Linked DNA regions of Homo sapiens: region 1 is linked to region 2. Evidence: chromatin contacts called from ENCODE Hi-C data. All regions are on one chromosome and are shown on one strand. The core of a region is the stretch at or near the end of the contact, and the rest is flanking DNA. Distances in the headings are between cores, read along the strand shown.

Region 1 (4,100 bases), core at 1,032-3,531, 260 kb before region 2:
TTCCCTGTCTCTGCTGTGATGCCGTCAGCGAGAGGCTGGGAAATAGGCTTCACTGGCATAAAGAGCTGTGAGGTTTTATCTAAATCACTCCCTTCCCTGGTTCAAACACAGAGCTGGTATGTTAAGCAGGTTATCAAGGTGGGATTTGGAGATTTTTCTGGGAGTTTTGGTGAAGATTGCTGAACTACACCATTGTTAATTGTTCTTTAGAAAGACTCACAAGGAAGTCTGGCTTCAGAACAATGGGCAGGTTTAGCAATGGTGTTGGGAAAGGGGTAATGTTGTATAGTTGCCACCAGGACACCTCAGGGTCTTTAGCTGTGGCCTCTCAGTGTGTGTATGTGTGCAGACTTAAAAAAACAAAAACCTATGGGTAATGAAAAATGAAGTTGGTGGGAGACTAAGAACTCCCTGTCTTAAGCATGCTTAATACCCATGAATAATCATGGGCACAGAAGACTATCATGGGAGGCTGAGAAGTTTGGATCAGGTAGCTCTGGAAGTGTGGCCACATTTAGAAGATTGTTCCTTGCAGGTGGTTTTCCAGTTCTTCAAGAATTTCCTTTGAATCTTTGGCATGTGGGCCTTCAGCCTTGACAATAGGAGGTCTGGTATTGGGGAGCTCAGGAGTAAACTAAGCAGCCCTGTTATTATTACTGTTATTATTTATTGTTGGATGACTTTGGCTGCTGTAGTGGTCTTTCTAAGAACGAGTCTTACTCTGATGCTGTCAATGGTCCAGGCATGGCATTGAGCTCACCTTCGTTAGCAATCCGCATAGGAAGAATGGCCGCCATCTTCCTGCATGTCTGCTGTCTCAGCCATTGCCTGTGTGTTGTGTTCATCTGACCCTCCCTGTCCCCTCTTCTATTTCTCTCATCTTTCTTTGCTCTTTCTACTCTCCTTTTCTTCATCCTAACGTTTTCCTTTTATTTCCTTATATTCCCCATTTCCTTTCCATTATTTTCCGGGATGTTATACAAGATGTATTGTTTTCGACCAAATAGGACTTACACTTGTTTTAAGTTCTCGATCTGAGTAGCTCTTGGCTGTCTTAAACTTTGAGACTGGTAAAGCAGAAGAAATATGTGAGCAATCGCCTTTAATTCCAACTGCTTCATGATTTGGTTGATGCATGGAGGAAACTGAACCCTGGGTCCATTTCCCATGGGAAGGAATGTGGCCGAGGAGGAGGTGTTCTGGCGTCTTAGAGCTGGTCTTATGCTCCAGGCCTGGCTTGAACTTCAGCCTTGCGATATGGGCAGGTCTCTCGTCCTGTGCAAAATGCTCAGCTCATACCCTGTTGGCTCGTAGAGCGCTAATACGTGGAAAACAATAGCCCTCGCTTTAAAACCCTGTGCTTTGCTGTAATGTTAGGCCGCTGTAGTAGTTTACCACTGTGGGCTGAGGGAATACTGTGTTGCTGGTGCCCTCTTGTGGCCACTCTGTAGCGTTGCAAAAGGAAAAGAAAAGTTAATGGAAGTTCGCTGTCACATTACTAGGGCCGTGAAAATCACTTCAGCTGTAGGTTGAGGTTTGATGGTCTTTTTTGATGCGAGTTTTAGTGGATGAAAATAAATGAACACTCATTCAGAAAACTGCTCTCTTTCTCAATTTCCAGCACAGGTAGATATCTGACGTTCGTTTCTAGAGCAATGGCAGCTTTATATGCAGATAATGGAAAAAAATGTGCTACATAAGTCAAGTTCATATTTAAAAGGAGTAGTTCAGAGAAAAAATTTAAAGATCTCTCGATACTGTGAGAATTATGCTATGTAATCGCTGTTACATAGCATAATTTTTACTATTATTAAATAATTGTTATCTTATTGTTTATTATATTATTATTCAATTATTGTTGTTTAATAAATTACTAAATTGTTACCAAAAAGTTAAAATGACTGATTTAAGTCCTGGTTTTCTTTTGCTATTTAGCAGGCTAATTTTTATGATGTTGCTAGAACTCTGTATTGTATACTGAGCAGCGGTGTAGCTTCCCAACAGGTGTGTTCTGAATGGGATGTACTGAAGTATTCATTCTGGCAGCCCTCTGGGCACCTCTGTTAGGCTTGGGCCACCATAAACCCTGCTGTGCCCTACAGACATCATTTTGTTTTGTGTCATGATGTGACGTGCTGAAGAGTGCTGGATGGTGGGTGAGGGTTATGCGTGGGCTTTGGACATGGACCACCGGAGTTTGGATTCTAGCTCAGACACGGTCTAGCCATGAGCCTGCTAGGCTTGCGGTAGGATTAACCTGGTGTGTGTGCTTGTGGAGACTTGGTGGTGGTCGTGGGGCGGGGCCGTGAGGTGGGTGGAGCTGAAACAGTCATATGCAATAAACATTAGCTGTTACTATTGCCGTGTGAATTGTCATAGTTATTCTTGGTATAGTTATTCTAGTTTGGGTTTTGTTTTTGCATTTCGCCTGTGGGAACAGGAATGACTTTGTGATTTCCCCATCCTTTTTATCGTGGGCTTATCTTCCCAGTTTCCTCATCAATTTTTGTACTTTTTGTGTATCTTTTTGCTCTTTTACTTCTTTTGAGATAAAAGTTCCTCCCCCTGCCGCCACCACCACCTCTAACCTGGGTGGTGTGAGGGTTGTGAAAGGTGTTTTCTTGAGGTCAGGTCTTATTTTCTGTGAAACAGGAGAAATGAGAGACTCTTTTAAAAGGCACCTTATTTGAATAAAGACTCTGTCGTGGATTGAGGTTTAATTTTCCCCATCATAAATTTGACCTAGAAAATGCCCCTTCATGAGTAAAACTGGTGTTGACGAAGGCACACCACTAGGCCTTACCGAAATTCTGAACCTACTCTACTCCATCGCTCCGATTTTTTTTTTTTTTTTTTTTTTTTTTGAGACGGAGTCTTGGTCTGTTGCCAGGCTGGAGTACAGTGGCGCGATCTCGGCTCACTGCAACCTCTGCCTCTCTGGTTCAAGTGATTCTCCTGCATCAGCCTCCCGAGTAGCTGGGATTACAGGCATGCGCCACCATGCCCAGCTAATTTTTGTATTTTTAGTAGTGATGGGGGTTTCACCATGTTGGCCAGGATGGTCTCGATCTCCTGACCTTGTGATCTGCCTGCCTCAGCCTCCCAAAGTGCTGGGATTACAGGCATGAGCCACCGTGGCTGGCCCGCCCCGATTTTTAAAATCTATTTTTCTTTCTAAAATGAAAGAGAATCTGGCTTTTAAATGTTTGGTTACCTGGTGTTTTCTCTCTACACATTTTTCTCTGTATTATAAAAACTTTATTTTGGAGAAGAAATTAAAAGCTTAGGGCACCATACTTTGTTCAGTCAACATTCTGAATTAAGTTTGTTCAAAATTTGTAACATTAGGAATAATGCCACAACAAACGTTCTTATACCTAAATCTGTGTGTACAGGTTACTTTTTCATATATTTGCAAGTGAGTTATTTATTCAGGTGGATTGCATTTTTTGTGTTATATGATCTGAGCATTTCAAGATTCTCATTAAAAAATTGCCAATTTACTCTTGAGAAAGACCTATTTGTTGACCTACTGGTGTGTGAAAGTGGGCCACTTTTTGTTTCTCACCTACCTTGTTATGTGGAATATTATTGTTACTTTTTTTTTTTTTGAGACTGAGTCTCGCTCTGTCACCCAGGCTGGAGTGCAGTGGCATGATCTCAGCTTCCTACAACTTCTGCCTCCTGGGTTCAAGCAATTCTCCTGCCTCAGCCTCCTGAGTAGCTGGGATTACAGGCATGGGCCACCACGCCTGGCTAATTTTTGTGTTTTTAGTAGAGATGGCGTTTCACCCTGTTGGCCAGGCTGGTCTCGAACTCTTGACCTCAGGTGATCCCCGCCCCACCCCCCCCCAACCTCGGCCTCCCAAAGTGCTGGGATTACAGGCATTAGCCACCGTGCCTAGCCATATCTTTGTTAATTTGATAGAAGGAAAGTGTTGTCTTGTTTTTTTCTTTAAATTGTTTTCATCAATTTGGACCTTTAAATATGTTTGGTTAATGAGATATTTGCTTCTCTGCATAGTCTGTTCCATGCATCACTTGTTCATTCTGTCTCCTGGGCATGTTCACATGCATTTTTTAAATTTGTCACTTGCCTT
Region 2 (4,559 bases), core at 563-3,062:
GTGTGACAAGTGTTGGAAATGAGAAGCACAAGACCCCGGCAGGGAGTAAACAAGACAGCTTAGCCGGTCTTGCACTGGTCTGCTTTGTTACTAAGTAAATGCTCTTCCGTGCAGATCAATTGGAGGTGCTTTACTAGTTTGGCATTCCTAGCAAAAGGCATATTTGTTCTTGCCTACCTGGCTTTCTGAGATGCATTTAATTCGAAAACACCTTCACTCTCTTTGCATCTGTGTTTCCCCTTTGGGAAGTGGGAAGGGTGGGAAAGCCCGTAAGTGGGTGATAACAGCTCCCATCCAAAGAGAACTCCATTTACTTTCATCTCCTTCATAATGGCACAGAAAATGGAGCATAAAAATACCCCGTGGAAGGTTAAGTGCTCTGTACTAACAGTGGAGGATATGGAGGAGGCAATGAAGCGAAGGTCGGAATGAACAGGGAGGGGTGAGTTCACATGTGGGTGGTTTCTTTCTTTTCTTTTCTTTTCTTTTTTTGCCTCCTCTTTTACTACTGTTCAAATGAAGCTATGTGATACAACACTTAATAATAAAGGGAAATTGCACAGCAGATAGGCAAGGTGACCACTTTTGACAAGAGTCCCTATCAAATCAGGTAATCCAGAGTGGTATGCTACATTCAGCAAACCAGAACAAGGCCATCTTGTCTTCTAAGAAAACCTGAGGCCAGGTTTATATTCCAAGTCTGTTGTGAGGGATGGGCAGAACCGGATGGGGCTGGGTCCAAGGGGTCATTCTGTTCAACATCTAGGACAGCTGTGTTGGACAATGGTGTGCTTTTAGTTTAAGGAACCCGGGGTCCAGGCTTGGGATGGCATTGGAGCTTTAGACATGGTTTCCTTGGTTCATTCACTCAATGAATACTGAGTGCCTTATATATGCCAGACATTGACGTAGGTAGGCAATGAATAAGTCACACAAGGACTCTGTTCATGTCACAGATTCATTCTAGCAAAGAGAGTGGCACAAATATAACAGACATATATGTATATATATATAATTTTAATTATAATAAAGTGACAAAGTGGAGGGTAAAACTGTCAGTCTTTTTATTCAAAGACCTTTCATTCAAACCCTGATATTTCCTTAAGTGACTTAAATAAACTCCAAATGACTTCTCATGGCATTTAAGATCCTGCACAATCTAATTCCTACTATACTTCCAAAATTATTTTTTTTCTCCTTTCATCATTCCTCAGGACACACCTGTACATTTCAGTGTTGTGAAGCATAGCTCTGGTATCAGACTGCCTAGGTTCAAATCTCAGCTATGGCACTCATTAGCTATATGACCTTAGGTAAGTTACTCAGCCTCTGTGAGCCTTAGCTTTGACTTCTGTAAGATGAGTAGAATACGATTGCTATCTCCCTGGGTGACTGTGAAAATCAGACGAGATCATGGATATGAGAGGGCAGCATTCATACTAAAGTAAGATATGACTTACTTGGAAGTATTAATGACTACATTATAATAAAAGTTTATGTGTGTATTCATATATATATATTCTATATTTAATCTAACAGTGACTCTGTTCTGAGTCAGAATATATCTTAATGCCACATAGTAAGCCTTAGACTGTGCCTATTTTACTATTCATGCACAGTGGATAGATGCTGAATAAAATATAGTCAACTCACTGGTGTCTTGCGGTGATGGCAGAGATCCTTAACTAGGAGGAATGCTGTTTCAGAGGGCTCAGAATGGGTAATTAGGAGACTGTCACAAGGAAGCGTGAAGAACTGCACTCTTTAGCTTAAAGAACTGCAGTTGGGAGCCATATGATGAGAATCCATGTGTGCCACTTGGCAACATTAGAATTCCAAAACAGAGTGATCTTTAAAGATTCCCTCCCCTTGCAGCTGGGTGGAGAGGTGATCTGGGCTGCTCTGGAAACAGCGGTGAGCCTTTTATCATTTAAATATTATTCCATCGGGGGCAGAAAAGGGGGACAAAATACTGAAAATAAAAGTTAATTAAAAAATAAAATCAAGAGAAATGTCTCTCAGAGGCCACCTCTGGTACAGAGACCACCTGTCATTAAGCATTTTCCTGTCTATAAACCCAAGATTGGAAGCTGATCGACTCTTCTCTTGTTTAATTTTTAATGCCTCCTGTCTGGTCTCTGTGGTAGCTATTATAAACAGAGGCTGTCACATAGATATGTACCTTGCCCAGAGAAAAAGTGATGCTTCCCACTACCAGAACTGATATCCACTGGGCAAAACCTGCAGTGGGATTTATTACTTGCCTTGGAGAATTTGCTCTTGCATTGATGCAAGTCTCTCCTCTCCTTGTGGGTGGATTAATATAATAATAGAGGAAGAGAATGTCGTTGAGAAAAGAGAATAAATGGTGGCTCCTGAGCAACAGGGTATCTTCAGATCCTAATTTTCACCTTTCTGGTTCCTTGGGTCACTCATTCAATACAAATTTATTGAGCATCTACTATGTGCCATGCATTGTTGTATGTACTGAGGTCAAAGCAACAAAGCCAGAGAAAAATCTTTATTCTTTTACCCCACAAGACATTCTATTGAGGAAAGGGAGAGAATAAATACTTTAACAAATAAGAGTGCTGGGCCATTTTAAATGATGAAAGGGCAAAGAAAGTAAAAGCTGGAAATATGGCACCCTGGGAAGTGGGTAGGAAAGGCCCCCTAAGGAGGTAATGGTTAAGTAATAAGGTGAGTGATGAGGAGCAGCCAAGAAGGCAAAATCACATGGAATGGCATTCCAAGAAGAGGGAATGGCAAACACAAAGGCCCTGAGTTGGAGATGAGCTTAGCTTCTTTAAGAAGCAGAGGCATTCGCTGCGTTAAGAGAAGGGACTTCAGACTTATGATGAATACAGGCAATTGAAGGTGCCAGAGGACTTTCAGGAACCTGTAAAAAGGGGGAAGATTTGGTTCTGAGATTAGGTTTCAAACCTGGGATGCAAACATTCAATTACAGCCTCATTTTGGCGAATGTGAAAGAAAAGTGTAGGAGATCATCTTTCTTGAGTGGATTCACTCAGTCGTGCTCCCTAGACATGACCTTCATGGACCTGTTGCCTTGGTCTCCAGGGACCCGTTCCCTCCTGACTATATGAATGCAGTGGTCTTTATACTGGGAGCCCTTTCTCCTTCCGTCACTCCAGGCCCCAATATTCTATCTTCCTTCTGCTTCCCTATCACCTTCCTAAAACACACCCCATAAAGCCTCCCTCCCGTTCAATAGTGGCCTTTGAATTTCAACAGGAAGAACTAGCTCCTTAGCACCCCACACAAGACACTCACAGTCTGCCCTCTGCACACCTGGATTCCACGTGGCTGCCCACCACTTCTCCACAAGCACCCATGCTTACGAAGAGCCACCTGCATCCTGGCAGCCCCCAGCACCTTGACTTCGGCTCTTCCCTGGGCTAGACGGCTCATCCTTTCCCTCAACAGGAGGAGACGCTATGTTTTTTTGTTTTTGTTTTTGTTTTTTTTTTGAGTCAGAGTCTCACTCTGTCACCCAGGCTGGAGTGCAATGGTGCAATCTCGGCTCACTGCAACCTTTCCCAAGAGAAGAAAGCCAGGCCAGGTAAAGTGTTAGATTGGAGAGGAAGAGGAGGCCAGGCAAAGTTTGCAGGGAAGAGCATTTCAGTAGGTAAAATCGCAACACCAAGGCTTGAGTTAGAAATGAACTTGGTGGGTTGATTTCTAGTTTGTACCCTCTGAGCTCTGGGCGACTGAGGGTGTTATGGGTGGAGGGGGCTGGGGAGTGCCCATAGTTTACTTAATTTTGTGCTTTCCCCAGTCCCTGCCACACACAATAAGAACTCACCCTCTTTCTGAGCTCATATTTTGAAGAAATTTAAGATAATTTAGAGGGGAACAAAAAACTTGTGGCATATTTATTAAGTGACAATATTAAAATGAATTCTGCTGCAGTTTCTATCATGAGATTTGTAAATAGCATTTAACGTTTATAATCTCATTTTTGGAGGACTTTAATTTTGTTGTTTCAGGAACGTTTATAAAGTAAAAAGGAACTCCTGGTTGCATCAGTGGGGGAAGCTGCTTGCTTCAGAGGGACCTGGGAGGAGATTTACAGAACTCCCTGTTCTTGCCCTAATTAAGGCATTTGTTACTGTTTTAATAGCTCCAAGGTACTCACTGTAGCTGGGTTTATAAACAGCTTTTTTTTTTTTTTCCAGAGGAGAGGAGATACTTCCTTTTACGAGTTATATACTGTGACTCCTTGAGGGCAGGGATGATGGCTTGTATTAGGAATTTACTGTGCTCAGTCCCTGTCCCAGAGATGCTGACTCCTAAACTCTGGGAATGGAATCCAGAAAATTGTCTTACAACACAGCCCTCTGTTCATTCTGATGTCCGCTCAGCTTTGAGGACCACTGAGATAGGGGAACCATTTTCATTGAGTATACATAAGCCAGGCACGGTGCTGGGTCCCTGCTACTCAAAGGGTGGTCCTCAGGCCAGAAGCATCAGGGTTACCTGGGAGCTTGTTGAAAGACTCTCAGGACTCGCCTGAGAGAGACTTGTTGCATCAGCTG

Evidence for each region. A loop is a pair of places that touch in the nucleus more often than their neighbours do. Pooled maps may share reads with other maps.
Region 1: a loop to region 2 is called in a map with no recorded cell type, with 2.3 times the contacts of the local background. The contact joins the enhancer-like site here to the promoter of LINC02852 in region 2. A Hi-C loop is called at or near these places in 3 of 168 maps with a recorded cell type or tissue (MCF 10A, endothelial cell of umbilical vein and naive thymus-derived CD4-positive, alpha-beta T cell), 11 of 37 single-sample maps with no recorded cell type and 11 of 50 pooled maps.

What each region holds. Positions count from the first base shown.
Region 1 is chr15:94,322,975-94,327,074 of GRCh38, forward strand. All of the region lies in intron 4 of MCTP2 (multiple C2 and transmembrane domain containing 2), which reads left to right. Among named protein-coding and RNA genes, the nearest start is that of MCTP2, 93 kb to the left of the region's middle. Within about 2 kb of position 2,282, at least 2 of the 41 ENCODE cell types and tissues checked have a DNase peak (open chromatin) inside an H3K27ac peak, as active enhancers do.
Region 2 is chr15:94,587,444-94,592,002 of GRCh38, forward strand. It overlaps LINC02852 (long intergenic non-protein coding RNA 2852), which reads right to left and starts at 1,813. Exons shown (of 3, transcript XR_932641.4): 1 at 1,654-1,813.